2 separate regions of the Homo sapiens genome follow, and region 1 is linked to region 2. Evidence: chromatin contacts called from ENCODE Hi-C or POLR2A ChIA-PET data. All regions are on one chromosome and are shown on one strand. Each heading gives the region's core, a stretch centred on a gene start or an enhancer-like site at or near the end of the contact. The rest is flanking DNA. Distances are from core to core; before and after follow the strand shown. Region 1 holds the start of LINC02957 (long intergenic non-protein coding RNA 2957). Region 2 overlaps LOC124902208 (a long non-coding RNA gene).

Region 1 (3,523 bases), core at 162-2,661, 200 kb before region 2:
TTCATCAGGGATATTGGCCTGAAATATTCTTCTATTACAACACATGTTGTGAAGAATTTGTTCACATGCTGCTTCAATTATGTAGCATACACAAAGCACCCTGAAAATAGTAGCTCAAAACAACAAAACTGTGCATTGTGCCTCATGGTTCTGTAAGTTGACTGGAATCAGCAGGATGGTTTTTCTGACCCACATAGTGTCACTTGCAGTCATCTAGAGGCTGACTGGGCTGGGACATTTAAGATGGGGCACACAGCACTTGCCAACCACGTCAGCTAGTAGCTTCACTTTGCTGCAGACTGGAGAGGCTCAGTTTCCCTCCAAATGGCCTTTCCATGGTGCTTGGGCTTCTCCCCTCATTATGTGGGAGTTCAAAGAGACAACGTTCCCAGTGTGGAATAGCTTAGCCTCAGAAGTTACAGAGCGTCACTTCCACTGCATTCTATGGCTCAAAGCAAATCACAGGTCGAGCCCAGATCCAAAGGGAAGGGAAAGAGGCTCCACTTTTCAAAGTGGGCATGGCAAGGAATTTACAGCCATCTTTAACCATCACAATACATGACACATAAACTGGAGAATCTAATCACCAAATGAAAAACAAAACAAACAAACAAAAACAGAAAAACAGAAAAGCCCAGCCATTTTCCATGAGGGGTTAGTTTCATGCTGCTGCAACACCAGGTGGTGTGCATGAGAAATGCCACTGGCTCAAAGCAGTCTCCTGCTGAGGTGCTCCCGCCTGCTACCAAGCTGGCCCATGGTGAGCCCTGCAAGCGCACAGAGCTGGTCTCCTGAGTGTTAGATGTTCTTGATAGAAGTATCCATTACAGAGTCTCAAACATAAGCAATCATTTGGGTTATAAGAATCCGAGTATGCATGTCAAAGAAAAGCCTTGAATATTGAGGAGTAGCTTGATATAATAAAATATTTGGAAACACAAAGATCACGTGATATTGCAAAAGCATCGCACCTGTAGGAATCCACATTGCACAACATCAGGGAAGTGGCTTTGAGAGCAACAACAAAATGAAATAGTAGAGTTATCAGCTGTCTGAAATATGGCCAAAAATTACTTGCAGTGGGTTGAAGATGAAAACTACCACTGAATGCAGCAGAATTTTTATTTTAAACCAGTGAGAAGGCACCAAAATAGGCCAATGCCCATTCTTGTATGGAAATATTTCATTCCATAAATGACAGGCCTTTCCATCCACCCCTATATGGTTTGGCTGTGTCCCCACTCAAATATCATCTTGAACTGTAGCTCCCACAATTCCCATGTGTTGTGGGAGGAACTCAGTGGGAGATAATTGAATCATGGGGGTGGTTTTCCCCATACTGTTCTCGTGGTAGTGAATAAGTCTCAGGAGATCTGGTGGTTTTATAAGGGGAAACCTCTTTCACTTGGATCTCATTCTGCCTTGCCTGCCACCATGTAAGATGTCCCTTGCTCTTCCACCATGATTGTGAGGCCTCTCCAGCCATGTGAAACTGTGAGTCCATTAAACTTCTTTCCTTTATAAATTACTAAGTCTTGGGTATATTTTTATTAGCAGCATGAAAACAGACTAATACACACCCCTTCTCCAAAACCACATCCACCCTCCAAACTGCATGTGTTTGTCAAGGTAAATGGTGTGTGTGTGTATGTATGTGTGTATATATATATATATACATATACGTATATATATATATACGTATATATATATATATATATATATACCTACATGCATATATATATATACATATATATTTATTGACTGAGAATTTAAGGTGTCTCAAACTATGGCAGAATTTTAATAAAGTTTATTATTTATTTTGTAATGAATTAATTACAAAATTATATAGCAGGTCCTGGAATAACATCATTTTATTTCAAAGTCATTTTGTTATAATGTTGAAGAGAAAAAAAAATGAATTCCCCCTGGTGGGGCCACCATCTGTGTGAACTTTGCACATTCTCTCTAGGTCTGTGTAGGTTTTTTCTGGCTACTCCTGTTTCCTCCCACATCCCAAAGGTGTGCCTATGAGGTGAACTGCCATGTCTACACATCCCAGTATGAGTGAGTGCAGGTGGTGTGCACGCGCCCTGCGATGGGAGTGTGTCCTATTCAGGGCTGGTTCCCGCCTTGCGCCCTAAGCTTTGGAGATAGGCTTCGGCCACCCTCAACCCTGAACTGGAATAAGCAGGTAAACAATTCTCTTACTTGTTTTTATTAATTTGTCTTAAATGTGTTATAGCTTTTATTTTAATGTTTAATATTACATTTATTTTATTGTTTTAATGTTTAATATTACAAGTGTTTGGGTCTTCATTTAGAAGTTTGGTGATGTTTTTGCTATCAGAAATATGCTACAGGAACTTAACTCTTGTGGATATCAATTAGCCTATAGGGAAATTGGTTTCTTTCTATGCAGTTTTGCTTACAGTCACTGTTTCCAAGAGCCTATGAACGTCATGAAAAACTTACTGTATAGGTGTTGGGTATTCTGTCACTAACCTCATTTCCCCACAAGCTCTGTTATTTTTATTATGCAAAATTCCATAGCAAGTGATTTTAGGAACACATTGCAGAAGAAATGACCATATATTGAATTTCATGTTATTTTATGAAGAATTATTTTCCTTTTGCTTCTCTATATTACTGTTAGGTATATGAATAATATATATGTTATATATGAACATATAGTCATACAAATGTATGTCACATATCTAGATCTGTTGTATTGTCCAGCAATTTCATAACTGGCTAGTAAAGGGGACCGTAAAAGACACATTTTTAAAGGAGGAAATTGGAAATAGAGCTGAGGAACCTCCACTCGGTGATTCCTGAGGTTACTGTACGTGGCAGCTAAACCACTCGGCTGGGATACAAGAGGTCCTGTATCGGTTATCTATGGCAGCCTAACAAATTCCCCTCACATTTAGCAGCTTAAAATAATGACTTTTTATCACCTGTCATAGTTCCTGTGGGTCAGGAATTCAGGCAGGGTGGCTTGTCGCCGCCTCATGGCGTCTGGAGTCTCCGCTGAGCCACTCGAAGCAGTAGCAGGGACCATCTGCAGGCACATAAACTGGAGAATCTAATCACCAAATGAAAAACAAAACAAACAAACTGGTGGGTGTGGCAGTCCACACAGGCTTCCGGTTTTTGGCTGGAACACCCACACATGACCTCTCCCTGCAGGCTGGGCTTCCTCACAATGAGGTGGCTGGAAGCCAAGGAAAAGCACCCAAGAAAGCCAGGTAGAAGCCATATTGCCTTTTACGGCCTAGCTTGGAAATCCCACAGCATCACTTTCCCTGTATTCTATTGGTCCAGGCAGTAATAGGGGTGTCCCCAGGTGTGAGGGTGAGACTCCCTCACACCTCTCAGTGGGGGCTAGCATTGCACTGTAGGAAGAGTCATGGGATGGAGTATATATTAGTGTGACCATCTTTGCAAATACAACGTGCTCTAGCCCCCAAGCAAGGGCTTTGGGTAAAACAACGGGTAGAAAGATGAAAAAGATGATATAGGT
Region 2 (3,452 bases), core at 346-2,845:
GGGTGGCTGCTTTGTTTTTGGGTCCATGACAGCAGCCCTCTCTTCTCCTGAAGAGATCTCCCTCCTCCAATCATAGTACCCCACCACCCTGGCCACAGGGAGGCCATATGATCTGAGCTAGGCCTATCAGAGGCCTTTCCTGGGAGTTTCTGAGTTCAAAGTGAGTGAAGAGCATGACCCCTCTTTCCTGCTGGGGGGCCATGCAGTTGGGAGCTGTCATCAGGTGGAGCTGGTCTACAGGGACAGGCCCAAAGGATGGAGCCACATACCAGAGACTACAAACACATGGTGGGGAGTGGAGTGTCCTGGCAGCCCTGTGACTCCGGCTCCCCTGTCTTTCCACAGTTTGGGGCTGAGAGCCAATGAAGTTTCCTTTCGTCTAAGCTACTTTGGTTGACTTTCTGCCATCACAATACAGTCTTCGTGCACCCAGTATTTCAGACTGCACTCAACTGCTAAGATTCAAACTTCAACAAAATGCAGAATTTTAGTTGTTTACCTTTTTAGTTACATGGACTCAAAAACAAGCATCACCATAACTTTCCACTGTGTGTGACAATATAAGAGTCATATCTTTGTGGCTCCAAAAATGTTTAAAAAAGCAACTAGTATATTCAATATTTAGCTCATAAGAGCTAAGCACTGTAAAATACGTCTGACATCTTCAACATCAAACTAGAATAAAGGTAAAATTAAAATAGGGTAGAAGAGTGTTCATGCATGATCCAATCTCACATGAAACCCTAGTCCTAAAAAAAAGGCAACTCCCAAATAGGTGTCTTGATTTCACCCAGTGGCTTTAAAATAGTTCTTAATCATGTATGCATTAAGAAGCCAAAACTCATTGTTATTTCTGAAGCACATTATTTTGAAATTCTGTTTAAATCTTCCATATTTGTATGATGAAAGTTATGTCACAAAGTTAATCATTCCCAGGATGCTTGCAGTAGGGGTAATGAAAAACTTCTTGTGCAAGCGGCCATTAATCAGCAGTGTAACATTGCATAACGTGCTCCAAAGCACGTGTCATGGGATCAGAGTACACAGCTGCATAATGCAGGCCAGTGTCTGTGCCTCCTGCTGACCTTTTCCAATGCAGAACTCGAACCATGTGATGCATGCTTCTTGCCAAGTCACTTATTGCCAATGATTAAGTTGGATGATATGGAGAAACATAAATTTCTTTCTTTCTTTTTTTTTTTTGGAGTTCTAAAAGGAAGACTCTTTGAAGTCCCTGGCTTCTGGCACAGTGTTGTTGCTGGCTTGGTTATATTACTCTTGATCATTATAAAAACTCTCCATTAAAACTGATATCAAATATTTTGCTCAAGTGGTTCCTGGCATTTGCATTAGAAACAATAGACATACCCCCACAAGAAGAGTATTTTATATGTAAGCAACGCAAAAAGTCAAAGACGCTAGAAGCCAAAGACATACATATATCAAATCCCAATCCATCACGTTTGATGTTCTTGAGCAATACTGTTAGCGAGAAACTATTACTTAATCTTGCTAGTATTATCCAAAGAGAACACTTGCGAAATACTTAAGACAAACATGCTGTAATTATTACATGAATAAAGAGCTTGTGTAGCATAAACTGTTTTTGTAACATCAACACAAATTCTGTTGGAGCAGGCTAATAATTAGCCGTGGTAACAACAATGGCCACTGTGTTTGAGAAGCTCTGAGAGGTAACAGTGCTGCCGGAGGTGAGATGACTCACGCGTTATCTTCTACCCTCAAAGTAGCCTTGGTGTAGAGGGACTGTTTTCAATAATATCTTAACCTAGAAAGTCTTCTGAAATTTCACCAAGGGCTAATTATACATTCTAGTACCAACTAGAATATATCTGGTTCCCTAACATATATTGGAAATTAAATTTCATCTTCATTTTACTTTTTTTTTTTAAGGAAAGGACTCTTCGATTTGATTACTAGCAAACTCTTACTGTACATGAAATCCTGTTCAAGGTCTGAAAGCTCAAATTAATAAATGATTTTGTCATCATAATCTAAATGTCTAACAGTGGAACATGAATTTAACAGTGTGGAAGAAAAGTTGTCCTAAAACATAAGACATCTATATGTGCTGGGATTTCAATACTTTTTATTTTTACTACTTGAATGCTGCATTTATGCATTGCTTTGCTTTGGTTTATGGCTGTTAGTTTAGCAACTAAGGGCTGAATGAACAGATCCCTCACAGATCATCCAACCTCATGACCAGGCAAGGGGAGCCTCAGCTGGAGCAGCCTATTTCTGTTTCCTGGGTCTAGACTCAGAGCAGACATTTAAAAGACAATACAGCAGTAAATCCTCTCCTACCTTGACTACAACTAAACCTGACATTTGGGAAGTGAGGTATAGTCAATAGTTTGGGCTGTAATAATAATTCAATAAATATCAGTTTTGATGTACCAGAAGTCAGAAAGCTACCTTGTACACCTTGCCAGTAACAGCCCATGGTATACCTGGTTGCATTAGAATCAGCTGGGGAGGGGGAAGGGATGTCAGTGGGAATAGTGCAGTGAGAACCTCCAGAAAATCTGCTCCTCCATATAAACAATGAGAACATCGCCAAAGATTGTAAAAAAAAAATTGTCAAAACTTTTTCAGAACCCCAGAAATTAGCCAAAAGCTTGCAACAACCTGAGAAGCATTCATTCACGAAAAGTGGCTGAATCTCAGTAAGAACAAGCTTTGTGGCATTTTATTTGTTTTGTTATTGTTGTTGTTTTTTGAGGTGGAGTTTCATTTTTGTTGCCCAGGCTGGAGTGCAATGGCATGATCTCGGCTCACTGCAACCTCCGCCTCCTGGGTTCAAGCAATTCTCCTGTCTCAGCCTCCTGAGTAGCTGTGATTACAGGCGCCCACCACTACACCCAGCTAATTTCTGGTATTTTTAGTAGAAATGGGGTTTCACCATGTTGGCCAGGCTGGTCTCAAACTCCTGACCTCAGGTGATCCGCCTGCCTCGGCATCCCAAAGTACTGGGATTATAGGCCTAAGCCACCACACCGAGCCACTTTGTGGAATTTTAACTTGCCCTATTCCACTCCCTCTTCCCAGAGCCACACACACCTTGAAAACTAATAGTCTCACACTTACGGCAGCCATGAAAACCAGCAGCCACCATAGGAGAATGAATGTCTTTGTGGCATCCCCAAAGCCCTATTCCCAGAAACTTGTCATTATCTGATATGTCCAGCAGTTCTCTGGTGTTTTAATAATGGGGAAAACCCCCATTCACACGGCTTGTCTTTATTTGACCTAACTTAGGACCTCATTCATTGTAGAGAGCTTTTTCCTGCAGGGTGTTTAAGGAAAAAAATCAGTGATGATTGTTTAGCATCAAAGCTGCCTGAGTTGGGGCAAATAAGAAGCTGACCAAAAAACATAAAAACAGAAACTGGGGAATGAGATGTCCATAGAGGGCTATGAAAAGCTCT

Evidence for each region. Hi-C counts contacts between places; a loop is a spot of excess contacts on that map. ChIA-PET counts read pairs that join two places held with the same protein, here RNA polymerase II (POLR2A). Pooled maps may share reads with other maps.
Region 1: a loop to region 2 is called in a map of right lobe of liver, with 6 times the contacts of the local background. The contact joins the promoter of LINC02957 here to the enhancer-like site in region 2. A Hi-C loop is called at or near these places in 4 of 168 maps with a recorded cell type or tissue (MCF 10A, endothelial cell of umbilical vein, mammary epithelial cell and 1 more) and 4 of 50 pooled maps. POLR2A ChIA-PET finds 5 or more read pairs at or near these places in 1 of 52 experiments (MCF 10A).

The regions. Positions count from the first base shown.
Region 1 is chr9:90,995,627-90,999,149 of GRCh38, forward strand. LINC02957 (long intergenic non-protein coding RNA 2957) reads left to right here and starts at 1,412. Exons shown (of 4, transcript NR_184139.1): 1 at 1,412-1,494; 2 at 2,020-2,191.
Region 2 is chr9:91,196,381-91,199,832 of GRCh38, forward strand. LOC124902208 (a long non-coding RNA gene) reads left to right here. Exons shown (of 2, transcript XR_007061660.1): 2 at 1-2,014. Among named protein-coding and RNA genes, the nearest start is that of LINC02937, 35 kb to the left of the region's middle. Within about 2 kb of position 1,596, at least 25 of the 41 ENCODE cell types and tissues checked have a DNase peak (open chromatin) inside an H3K27ac peak, as active enhancers do; they include mammary epithelial cell and right lobe of liver, where a contact is called at or near this core.